2 separate regions of the Homo sapiens genome follow, and region 2 is linked to region 1. A link is a contact called in ENCODE Hi-C data. All regions are on one chromosome and are shown on one strand. The core of a region is the stretch at or near the end of the contact, and the rest is flanking DNA. Distances in the headings are between cores, read along the strand shown.

Evidence for each region. Hi-C counts contacts between places; a loop is a spot of excess contacts on that map. Pooled maps may share reads with other maps.
Region 2: a pooled map shows a loop between it and region 1 (4-fold over the local background). The contact joins the enhancer-like site here to the promoter of HDGFL3 in region 1. A Hi-C loop is called at or near these places in 5 of 37 single-sample maps with no recorded cell type and 3 of 50 pooled maps.

What each region holds. Positions count from the first base shown.
Region 1 is chr15:83,202,514-83,209,072 of GRCh38, forward strand. It overlaps HDGFL3 (HDGF like 3), which reads right to left and starts at 5,310. Exons shown (of 6, transcript NM_016073.4): 1 at 4,818-5,310. The coding sequence starts at 4,901. RefSeq lists silencers at 4,568-5,017, 5,408-5,747 and an enhancer at 5,608-6,221.
Region 2 is chr15:84,730,721-84,737,186 of GRCh38, forward strand. No RefSeq gene overlaps it. Among named protein-coding and RNA genes, the nearest start is that of ZNF592, 15 kb to the right of the region's middle. RefSeq lists enhancers at 2,906-3,809, 4,316-4,375, 4,396-4,485, 5,766-5,825. Within about 2 kb of position 4,976, at least 23 of the 41 ENCODE cell types and tissues checked have a DNase peak (open chromatin) inside an H3K27ac peak, as active enhancers do.

The sequences.
Region 1 (6,559 bases), core at 4,060-6,559:
AATAGGAAGATGCAGCTTGGTAGGAGTGAGGACTCGAAGGAAAAAAAACAACTCACTGAAAGCTAAAAATAGTGAAATTTAATCCATGTAGAAGTATTAGTTCTCCTTTCTCCCTAACTCATATAAAATGTGTTTTTTAAATTGAGGTATAACTTTCATACAGTATAGTGCACAAATCTTAAATGTACAGCTTGATACATTTTTACATATGTACACATCCATGTAACACCATCCAGATCAAGACAGGGAACATTTCCAGTGCCTTCTCCTATTCAATAACTCCTTTCTACCCACTACAAACCAGTGACCACTGTATCAGTAATTTATTCCTTTTTATTGTCAAATAGTACTCCACTATGTGAATATACTACAAATTTGTTTACTCATTCTCCTGCTGATGGACATTTGGGTTGTTTCCTGTTCTATCATGAAGAAAGTTGTTATGTATGAGCATTCTTGTACAGTATTTTGGTGAATATAAACACTCATTTCTCTTGGGTATATGCCTAGAAGAGACTGCTAGGTCACAAGGTAAGCATATGTAGATTAAGTCAGTTTTCTTAAGTAACTATCAATACACTCTACTAGCAATATTTGATAATTCTCATATAAAGTTTTTAAGTGTAAAAAAGTGCTTTAGTTAAAGCACAATAATTTTGAGGCTTTTCGTTTACATTGTTTTCTGACCTTTTAGAGTAGGGGGTAACATAAGCAGAGTGCTCACATCTCAGCGGAAGGTTTGGGTGGGGTATGGGAAGAAAACAGAATTTTGATTTCAGTTTCTTACTCTTTTAGCTAAAAAGTAAATTTTACTAGTATTTTATATGCAAGTTGACACTATTAATAGTATTCTTATTCAGATGGTTATGTTTATTCACGTTGAGTATACTGTGATTTACTGCCATTTGGTGTGTGCCCGGTTGAGCAGGATTATGGAATATCTACTTCTAACTGAACTAGCTCTCACCAAATGAACAGGTGGCTAAAAAAAAGAAAGATTCCTACACAAAAATAATATTAGTAATGTAGATGCAAGCAAACAACAAGGTAAATGTCTAAGCTGACACTTCTATTCTAGAAAATCTCTTCGGAAGTTAAGAACAATGACCATCCATCTAGTCAAATCTCACAAGAAGCAGGCAGAAAATATTCCAAAAATTAAGACTTTAAAAAATATGAACTTAACCTATAAGTAATAATAAGTATTATTACTGTTAACGATATTGTGCAATGAAAATTTTAAAACATATTGTTTTCATCATGTCATCCCTTTTAGTTTCTTTTTGTGTTTATTTTATGCTGTATATAGTAGTAACAGAAAGCACATGTATATATAAAGAAAATTTAGATATATTAGTGATGTATGCTCAAATTATTTTACCAACAGGGTACACAAACAAAAGCGATCAGAGACTCGTTTTAGCCTCAGTACTTTTTAACATTAAGCTAGCTAATCCATAACATAGATGAACTTCTAATTTTTAAAGCCACACAAAATTAGGCATACTAGATGAGAAACAGCCAGCTGCTATTTAATGTTAGAATAATACATCTGAACAATGGGGGAGAAGGAAGGAGGAGGACAGGAATCTACCAGAAAGAGGCATGAGAGTACTTTCGTAGGCACTGTTCTATACCTTGGTAGGTATTATGTCAATGTATTTATGTATTTATATTATATATATGTATCACATATACTTATATATATCAGACATATATCATATAGAGAGCTATATTTATATTATACCAATGTATACATTTGTCAAACTCACCGAATGGTACAGTTAAGGTAAGTACATTCCATTCCATGTAAATTTTACCTCAAAAGAGAAAAGGATCCATTCAAAGTATTAACCACTAGGTTAATGGCATGCATGTGTCTAGGAGTAAATTATGGCGATGTGTGCAACTTACCTTGAAATGCATTAAAATAAGAGGAACTATTATGTAGATAGAGGGAGGATATATGAACAGATGCATGAAAGAGCAAGTAGAATGAAATTTAATTGTAGAATCTAGGTGTAGATAAATGGGTCTTCACAGTTCAATTTTTTAAACTTATCTATATATTCGAAATTTTTCAGGATAAAATATTGGAAAAATAAATCTGAGTTGAAAGTTGACAATAATTTAAAATAGTGTAGTGATACAAAGGAAAGTTAGAAATTCAAAAAGGAAAAAGGTAGGAACATACAAGTACCATCACTTGGTGCTTTTAGATACTCTGTATTTGTGAGGTGAGAATTATCTTTATTTTACAGACGAGTAAACAGAAACTTAGAAAGATTACAGAACATGCACAAGGTCACAGTGTGAAGCCCAGCCAAGAGCTGAATCCAACCTGTAGGAATTCTGAATCCTCTTGACCTACATTCCTCACAAAGGGCTGCCTAGGACCAAACATCTTCCCTAGAGCAAGGAAGTTGCTTCTCCATTCCTGTATGAACCAGCTCTAATACAAAGTGCCTTCCTACAACATGTACTCTGAAATCTGTTTCTTCCTGGTTTCCCTCCTAAGTTTGAGTCCTTGGCGCCCCACAGTATCTAATGCCCACATGAATGGCCTTCGTATCAAGTGATAATATTTGAAACTTCAATAAGCAAGACTTTTTTTCCCAGTTAGCATTTTATAACATTATCATCTACACAGCTATACCTAGGTGTAAGATGGGAATAATGCCTCATAGAATTGGGATGAAAAAAATGAAAACATATGTGAAGTATACGCACTGTAAAAAAGGGGACTCAAATCTTTTTCTAACCTTTACCTTTGGAAATTGCAGCATGCCACTAACGAGAAAATAAAACTTCTTTTTTTGAGTCTTAGGTTGTTTCTTGAGGAGCTCGTTAAATGTGAATAGATACAGATTTTTCTTTCTTGTACCTATTTTATCTAAAAACTTAATTTTGTTTCCTCATTTTATTTTCCATTTTGCCTTATTTGGAATTATCACTTCCAGGAATTTTATGTACAATTAGATATACAACTAGGACCACTTCCGTAGGATTTTTCTGTTTCACAAATTACTACAGGTGGCCAACCTGTACAGGCAACATATTAATGAAATTTTAAGTCTATTTTCTTTTTGACTATCAGAAGATATTTTTCAAAGGGAAGATTTTAAAAAGCCATTATGGTACTAGGAAATGACCAACTAGTAACGGTAACCTTTAATTGGCTTTGACTGTGTTTATACACATATGGCCCTAAAGCTATACATTTCTTACTTGGCAAACAGATTCGGGGATTTTCTGAAGTCACAAATATATTCAGGGACTCCTAAAGTCACAAATCTTGCCTCTCTAAGCAATACTGTATTACAGCATAAAAAATAACCAGTTATTCTACCTTAAAAACTTTGCCTTATCTTAAGGACAATCTACAGTTCAGATGCGAAGCTATTTTCAGTCTACTGGAACCTGAATAAGACTGTTTTTTCCTCTTGATATCTGAGGTTGTTAGTGTTGGAAAGGATCCTAGAGATGATTTTATAGTTGCAGCAATGGATATGCAGACAGTTGAAATGATTAGTCCATAACAGAGCCTGAACCAGACACCAGGTCCCCCAATTCCTGGCCTAGTGTTCTTTCCATTTGACAATCATGCCAAACCAAATATTTAAAAAGTGATTATGTCCATCCATTACTTCAACTTCACTAAATTTCAGTCTGGCCACTCGTGATGTCACTTCCTTTTGTGAATGGGTGTATTTTTTTTTCTTGATCTTGCTATCTTCACTTGACTACAATACAACATTTTAGAGCTCACACTATATTTATGCCAATTTTCTCCATGACTGTTTCCGTTCCTAAAGAATACCAATATAATCTCTAGAATGCCTTGACCCTCCTTTTCACAAGATTTCTTATTTCAAGCAATCAACTGCCAACCATACAAAAATAAAAATAAAAAGGATTTCTTCTAAAACACAAAGCACACATGGCAGTGTTGTGTGTCTTCCTCAAAGAGCTTAATAAAAATTGTGAATGCTATGTATTACATGCAGACGCTTTCTAGAAAAAGAGCCCAACGACAACCTTGTTATGTAGGAAGAGAGAGCTATTGTGGACTGTAGCAGGAGGCCAAGAATAAGGTTTGAGATTCTACCTAAAACAAATATGGAGGTGGAAAGGCACAAGAAGCTTGCTGGACCCACCAGTCAGAGGTAGGCTGCAAGCTCTCGGCTATCAGAGGTCGGTTTAAAAGAACGATGGGCACCAGAGAGGCACGTACCCCAGGACAATGATAGGGCAGGCGGGGCACCGGGAATCGCGCTCAGGGAAAACTCAACAAGTCTAGAAGGCAAAGAGATGGATGAATGACTGCCAAGAGGCTCCCGCTGGCCTCTGGATGACCACTACCACTTTCCAGGATTTACTGCCCGCCGGCACTCGCCGGCTCGCGGACAGCCGCTCACCCCGCTGCCGTACCTGCCCCGACGTTCGCCCGGGACCCAGGGTATCCACCAATGACCCTGCCCGGAGCCGAAGCCTCCGTCGCAGGCCCGCTGCCCGGCGGCGTGGCTTCCCGGTCGGCACCGGCTTTCCAGGAGGAAGGCAGCGTCGGGCCTGCGGGGGCCGGACCCGCCTTCGAAAGTGGGCGGAAGGATGGCCGCCCTGGCGGAGTGCGGGCGAGGCCGGGAGCCCTTGCCTCAGCCCCGGCCCGGTCTTCTTCGTGCCGCGCCGCCCTCAGCCCTCACCACAGCCGGCCGCGAGCTGCGGGCTCGGGGCTGAGGCGATGGGGAAAGGGGGCGGGCGCGCCATCATGAAGGGGAAAATGGTGGGCGGGCGGGCCCGCGCGCGGCCGCGGTACTCACCCGGGCCGGCCAGTGCGGGTAGCCCTTCATCTTGGCGAAGACCAGGTCGCCCGCTTTGTACTCGCGGGGCCGCGGACGCGCCATCCCAGCCGCTCCCCTTCCTGGTAGTCCTTGGTCGCCGCGAAGATGCCGGGAGGCCGCCCCCCCGCGGGCCGACGAATTGCGCCGCGCTCCCCGCGGGCCTCAAGCCGGGCGGACGAGCGGCCGCTCCGACGAGGGGAAGCGGCGAGGCGGCGGCTGAGGCAAGGGGTGGGCGGGGGGCGCAGCAGGCCCGGCAAATCACGGCCCGGCAGCGGGGGAGGGGAGCCCCCGGCCGTTCGGCGCTCGCCCGCGTCCGGCCGCGCCAAGGTCCCCGCCGCCGCCGCCGCCGCCGCCGCGCGCGCTGCTCACCAGCGCCGCGTCGCCTGCCTCATGCCGCCGCTGCCGGTCTCCCTCCCGGGCTCCCGGGCGCGGCGCGAGCGCCGGGCCTCGCGTCTGCTCCGAATTCCTTCTCGGGCAGCGACCGCAAACACGATCTTATTATTGTTCTCGCGCGCGCTCAGCATCCCCCCCCCGCCCCGCTTCCCGCTTCCCGCTCCCCTCCCCTTCCCTCCCGCGCGGGCCGGTTAATTCCTAGGTACACGGCCGGCTTTCGCGGAGAAACCGAGCGCGCCAGCCCGGCTTCTCGGCTGGCGGGCGGGCGGTGGGCGCGTCCTCCCCCAGCACCGAAGCCCGCGCCGGGCGGGCGGGAGTGCCTACTCCGGAGGACGCCCGCCGCCTGCTCTCTTTTGTTCTTGGCCCGGAGCTGCCTGCCGCAGCCCAGCCAATCACCACCCGGCCGCCCCCTTCCCCTCCCGTCCGTGCCACTCTGGGGGTTCTCCCCACTCGCGCCCCCCGCTCCCACGCCCACCTCCCGCTGACTCGACCCTCTCCTGGCTACCCCCAGCCAGCCACTTCCGCGGCTGCTCTCTGGTGAGTGGGGGACAAAGGCGCTCCAGGCCTGGGGGACGGCGGCGCGAGGGGACCCTCTGCTGGGCACCAAGCTGCCGGAAAGAGCACCGCTCCGGAGTCAGCGACCTTATTGGATTCTTGCCCCAGGTCTGCCCTTAACAATGCAGTGTGACCCACCTAGGGCGAGCTATTTAATCGGAGTCATGGGAGGTTTTCTCATTTGCTGAGTGGCACAGACGGGATTCGAACCTGTATCCACATGAGTCCAAAGTCCATAAGCGATTATGTTTCTCTCTGTGTGCGTTTTCTAGGCCTGCAGTGTTTGTGAAAAGGACTTGCACTGGCCGGTCACTTGTTTCCAATCCTGGCAACCTTTTGGACAACGTTTTTGAAATTAGCATCCCTTTCTGGAGATGTATGTACATATACAGTTCATTAGCTCTAGAACATGTTCATTTACCACTATTTTACTCTAAATTCCCTAGCTGGCTGCTTTCAAAGACATTTTGAGAGTAGGAATCTTCCTAACACTCTCTTTTGTGAGGAGTAAGTAGAATAATTCAAGGAATCGTTTGGAGTCTGTCCAATGAACGAATGCTGCTTCTTTAATCATGCTGTAACCCACCTCCTTTAAGGGGTCAGCTGGCATAGCTCCTAAATGCTGCTTTCTGTGGCCCTCACCTTGTCACACGGACAGTTCTCATTTGTGTCTGTTCTCTCTCCCTTTTACAGAAGCTACAGTTTTCCCCACCATCCGCCCCCCTCTCTGGCCTTGTAGAATGGTGTGTGTGTGTTTTAACTCCTGCTCTTGT
Region 2 (6,466 bases), core at 3,726-6,225, 1.5 Mb after region 1:
TCATTCTGTTGCCCAGGTTGGAGTGCAGTGATATGATCTCGGCTCACTGCAACCTCTGCCTCCCAGGTTCAAGCAACTCTCCTGCTTCAGCCTCTTGAGTAGCTGGGACTACAGGCATGCCCCACCATATCTGGCTAATTTTTTGTACTTTTGGTAGAGATGGAGTTTCCCATCTTGGCCAGGCTGGTCTCGAACTCCTCCCCTCAGGTGATCTGCCCGCCTTGGCCTCCCAAAGTGCTGGGATTACAGGCGTGAGTCACGGCACCTGGCCTCACTTTCATCATATTTTTATACCAAGTATGTTGTGATAAACAGGATTTTCCTGAGAAATAGGTGGGCTTGGCATGTAGAGGTTGATTTGCAAGCTGAGTCAGATGGCGACCTCCTTTTTGCTCAGATCTGCTTTTCCAGTACTTTCCTGGTCTACTAGATGCCCTTGAACCTTGGCATTTTTTCAACACCTTTTGGTGTCACCGCTGGGGTTAGAGCATTGGTATAGCAGCAGGAGTGACCCCTCACCATGTCCTAGTCCTTGGGTCCTGTTTGTCCAATTTGCTCACCATGGCTGTCAGTTTTTATGTCTCTGGTTCTAGCCTGTGACCTGCCCACGAAACTGTACAGTTCCCTTTGCTTTATGATTTGGTTTTGGTTTTTTCTGCATTTTTTGCATGTGAGAGTTTGGCAAATATAAATGAGGTCTGTTCTTTTTTTTTTTTTTTTTTTTTTTTGTGAGACGGAGTCTTGCTTTGTCGCCCAGGCTTGAGGGCAGTGGCGCAATCTCAGCTCACTGCAAACTCTGCCTCCCGGGTTCACGCCATTCTCCTGCTTCAGCCTCCTGAATAGCTGGGACTACAGGCACCCGCCACCACGCCCAGCTAATTTTTGGTATTTTTAGTAGAGACGGGGTTTCACCGTGTTAGCCAGGATGGTCTTGATCTCCTGACCTCGTGATCCGCCCGCGTCGGCCTCCCAAAGTGCTGGGATTACAGGCGTGAGCCACCGCGCCTGGCCTAGGTCTGTTCTTTAGACAGATATTTTGAAATCACTCATCAGAAAATATTGATAGATGAGACATACATCACAAAAATCCTTGTAGTTGCAATAAACAACTTGCCAATATATGCAAACTATTTTCCCCTCCATTCTCTTGAATTAAGGGAGTATTTAAGGGAGGATTGATTCTCCTATGAAGCAACCATTTGGATAGAGGACTGGGTGAATCAATTAGCCACACCACTGTTCTAAATACTCAGCTTTAACATTCTTGGCCATGTCCAGTTCATTCTCTGACCACAAAAGTTCAGCTTGGTTCTTTGCCTGAATTTTCTTCTATGTAAAGTCAGACTTCCTGTATCATGCCAATTTTTTGCATTGGGTTTTTTTTTTTCTTTTTTTTTTGGAGACAGAGTCTCACTTTATTGCCCAGACTGGAGTGCAGTGGCACAATCTCAGCTCACTGCAACCTCTCCCTCCCGGGCTCAAGCAATTCTCCTGCCTCAGCCTCCCACATAGCTGGGATTACAGGCATCTGCCACCACGCCTGGCTATTTTTTTGTACATATATACATATATTCCTTGAAATGGAGTTTCACTCTTGTTGCCCAGGCTGGAGTGCAATGTCATGGTCTCGGCTCAGTGCAACCTCTGCCTACTGGGTTCAAGTGATTCTTCTGCCTCAGCCTCCCAAGTAGCTGGGATTACAGGCACCTGCCACCACACCCAGCTAATTTTTTAAATTTTTTTATTTTTAGTAGTGACAGAGGTTTCACTACGTTGAGCAGGCTAGTCTTGAACTCTTGACCTCAAAGTGATCCATCCACCTCAGCCTCCAAAAGTGCTGGGATTACAGGCATGAGCCATCATCCCCAGCCTGCCTTTTTTTTTTTTTTTAAAGGTGCTTGGTCATGTAAACCGATCATGCCAACTTAAAAAAAATCTATATGCTTTCAGCCAAGCATGGTGGCTCACGCCTGTAATCCCAGCACTTTGGGAGGCTGAGGTGGGAAGATCTTTTGAGCTCAGGAGTTCAAGACTCTCCTGAGCAACATAGTGAGAACCCATCTCTACTAAAAATGTCAAAAATTAGCTTGGTGTGGTGGTACACATTGGTAGTCGCAGCTACTTGGGAGGCTGAGGCAGGAGGATCACTGGAGCCCAGTAGTCTGAGGTGGCAGTGAGCTGTGTTTGCACCACTGCACTCCAGCCTGGGTGACAGAGCAAGACCCTGTCTCAAAAGAAATTTAAAAAATTGGCCAGGCGTGGTGGCTCACCCATATAATCTCAGCACTTTGGGAGGCCAAGGTGGGTGGACCACTTGAGGTCAGGAGTTCGTGACCAGCCTAGCCAACATGGTGAAACCCCGTCTCTATTAAAAATGCAAAAAAATTAGCCGCTCATGGTGACGGGTGTCTGTAATCCCAGCTTTTCGGGAGGCTGAGGAATGAGAATCGCTTGAACCTGGGAGGCAGAGGTTGCGGTGAGCTGAGATCGTGCCATTGCACTCCAGCCTGGGCAACAGAGTAAGACTCCATCTCAAAAACAAAACCAAAAACAAATAAATCAAAAGAAATTTTTAAAAATCTATATGCTTATATATTCGTGTGGGAAGGAGAATAATTCTAAATAATAAATGAACATAAATCATTAGTATATATGTTTCTTCCAATCCTTTCTTCCTTCCTCGGTGCGGACAGAAGTATCCCCTCTCCCTCAAAGTGCTAACATTTCTGCTTGTCTCTGGTATTAGGCAGGCAAGCTTTGGTGTTTTGGAGTCATATGACCTGGGCTCAAATCCTAACTCTGCCATTGACTAGCAGTGTGATCTTGGGCGAATGACTTAGCTTCTCTGAGCCTCAGTTTCCTCCTCTGTAAATTGGGAATAACATATTCTTATGGAAAATGTCTGGCCCACAGAAGCTAATTACAATAGTATTATGCTGGCATCATACTCCAGTTGACTTTTTTTTTTTTTTTTTTGAGATAGCGTCTTGCTCTGTCACCCAGTCTGGAGTCCAGTGCCCAGCTAATTTTTGTTTTGTTTTGTTTTGTTTTTTGTATTTTTAGTAGATGCAGTTTTGCCATGTTGGCCAGGCTGGTCTTGAACTCCTGGCCTCAAGTGATCAGCTCACCTCGGCCTCCCAAAGTGCTGGAATTATAGGTGTGAGCCACTGCTCATGGCCTCCAGCTAAGTTTTTGAAGCCCTATTCCTCCCTCTCCTGCCAGCTCTACAACTGCTGCCTTTACCTTAGAAGAAGGAAGAAGGAAGAAGAGAAGGAAAAGGAGGAGGAGAAGGGGAAGGAGAAGGAGAAGGAGAAAAAAGAAGAAGAAAAGAAGAAGAAGAAGAAGAAGAAGAAGAAGAAGAAGAAGAAGAAGAAGAAGAAGAAGAAGAAGAAGAAATAGCAGTAGTACAGCTTTTCTGACCTTTAGAAAGAAATATACCTCATTTCACTCTGTTATTCTTTCTGGTTAATGTCTTACTTTTCCCTTTCATTGCAAAGTCAGTGTTCTCAGATTGCATGTGGTTTACTGCCTCACTGTTCTTTCTCCCTTTTCTTCTCTGCCATGAGTCACCTGCTGTGACACTTTAGTGACCCTTAAGATACTTCAGTAAAGACCAGTGGGTTGGCAAATCCAGCAAATCCCCCCCCCGCTTTTTTTTTTTCTGAGAGAGAGTCTCACTCTGTTGCCCAGTCTGGAGTGCAGTGGCGTGATCTTGGCTCACTGCAACCTCTGCCTCCCAGGTTCAAGCAATTCTCCCTGCCTCAGCTTCCTAAATAGCTGGGATTATAGGTGCCTACCACCATGCCCGGCTAATTTTTGTATTTTTTAGTAGAGATAGGGTTTCACCACGTTGGCCAGGCTGGTCTTGAACTCCTGACCTCAGGTGATCGCCTGCCTTGGCTTCCCAAAGCAGTGGGATTACAGGTGTGAGCTACCGTGCCCGGCCAACTCTTTCTTTTCTTTTTTTATTTGAGATAGGGTCTCACTTTGTCGCCCAGGCAGGAGTGCAGTGGCACGATTATGGTTCACTGCAGCCTTCACCTGCTGGGCTCAAGCAATCCTCCCACCTCAGCCTCTCAAATAGCTGGGACTACAGGCATGTGCCACAATGCCCAGCTAATTTTTTTATTGAGACTGGGTTTCTCCATGTTGCCCAGGCTGGTCTTGAACTCCTGGGCTCCAGCAATCCACCTGCCTTGACCTCCCAAAGTGTTTGGATTACAGGCGTGAGCCACAATGGCCAGCCTCCCCTGTCTCTATTCTTCCGGATTTCACCACTGTGACATTCTGCACTCACCACTTCCCCCACCCCACCTTTTTTTTTTTTTTAATGCTTTTCTCCTGTAGCTCCCATGACCACCAGAAGTTACCCAACCAGGCAGATCAGTATCCCTTATCAGCTCACCAGTCCTGAATAATCCCTGACATTTGCATCTTCCTAGATCCCCTCTTTGAGACAGTGTGTTACAACTTTTCCTTTTTCCTCACCCCTCCCCCCTTGGTGACATTCCTTCCCTCTTGCCTGCGGTTACTTCAGAGTCAGCACCTGCACCCACACTTGACTCCTCCCCTCCAGCTCACAAGCGGAAGTATCTTCCTAGCTAAAGCCAGCCTCTCTGCGTTTGCTCTCGATCTCTCCCCTCCCACCATTTGGCCCCCCTTAGGGGACAGAACAGATCATGACTGATGCACCTTCAGCCTCTCCTGCTTTACTTTAAAATCTTGTCATCCTTTAAAATTCTTCCTTGCCCTCATCCGCCCTCCGCATAGTTACTGCCCTCTCTCTCCTCCCTCATTTCTGCCATCAAGCCCAAGCTCTCATGAAGCATTCATTTAATCTTCACAGCAGCCCATGAGGATGGTGTCAGTATTGTCCCTATAAAACAGAAGTGGAGTACAGTTGCTTTATTAAACAAGGTCACCCGGCAGGGGTTTGAAGGCAGAGAACTGGGCTTAGGGTCTGTGCCCTTGACCACTATGTCATACCATAATGCATGCCTCATACTGGATGGTGTCTGTTCCCAGCACTCAGCTCAGTGCCTTGCACATACATAGTAGGGGATTAATAAATATGTCTGACTAAATAAATACATGCTGCAAGTTCTTATTCTTTCACTCTTAGAATGACTCACTAGGCTGGGCACAGTGGCTCACGCCTGTAATCCCAGTACTTTGGGAGGCTGAGGCGGGCGGATCATGAGGTCAGGAGATTGAGACCTTCCCGGCCAACATGGTGAAACCCTGCCTCTACTAAAAATGCAAAAATTAGCTGGGTGTGGTGGCACGTGCCTGTAATCCCAACTACTCGGGAGGCTGAGGCATGAGAATCGCTTGAACCCAAGAAGTGGAGGTTGCAGTGAGCTATCATGCCACTGCACTGTAGCCTGGCGACAGAGCAAAACTCTGTCTTAAAAAAAAAAAAAAAAAAAAAAGACACTAATCCAGGGATTCTCAAAAAATGTAGGGGCTTAGGTTTATAGCTACTTTTCTGAAAGAAGCCACAGTTCTCATGAGTTTGTCATAGGAGTCTGTGTCCATACCAAGTTAATAACTTTTTTTTTTTTTCTTTTGAGACAGGGTCTCACTCGGTCAACCTCCTGGGCTCAAAGGATTCTCCCAAGTAGCTGGGACTACAGCTGTGCGCCACCACACCTGGCTAATTTTTTTTTTTTTTTGTATTTTTTTGTAGAGATGCGGTTTTGCCATGTTGCCCAACCTGGTCTTGAACTCCTGGCCTCAAGTGATCTGCCTGTTTTGGTTTCTCAAAGTGCTAGGACTACAGGTGTGAGCCACCGCATTCGGCCACAACTGCTTGATTCATTCATTTTTCTGTCTCCAGTTTCATTTTCCCCCTTCTCCTCCGCCTCACATCCTGTACAATGCCAGTAGATGACTAGATTGTCAATGTCTCATTTTAATTCTGTTGCTGGTAAAAACATAAGAATAGGCCAGGTGGCACAGTGGCTCATGCCTGTAATCCCAGCACTTTGGTAGGCTGAGGCGGGCAGATCACCTGCAGTCAGGAGTTCAAGACCAGCCTGACCAACATGGTGAAACCCTATCTCTACTAAAAATACAAAAATTAGCCAGGTGCAGTTGCACTCACTTGTAATCCCAGCTGGTAGGAAGGCTCGGGTGGGAGGATCACTTGAAGCTGGGAGGCAGAGGTTTCAGTGGGCCAAAATCACATCACTGCACTCCAGCCTGGGCAACAGAGTGAGACTCTGTCTAAAACAAACAAACAAACAAACAAACAAATATATATATATATAAATATGAATAATTCATACATATATGAATAAATAATTTTCTCTACCTAAAAAGTCTTGAATGCCCTCACCCCACTGCCTCCAACATAAAAATCAAACACTCTGGCCCAATAGCCAAGGCTTTCAGTAATCAAAGCCCAACACACTTTACTAGTACTCCCATTTTTCTCCTGCTTGAATTCTCTGCCCCAGGCAAA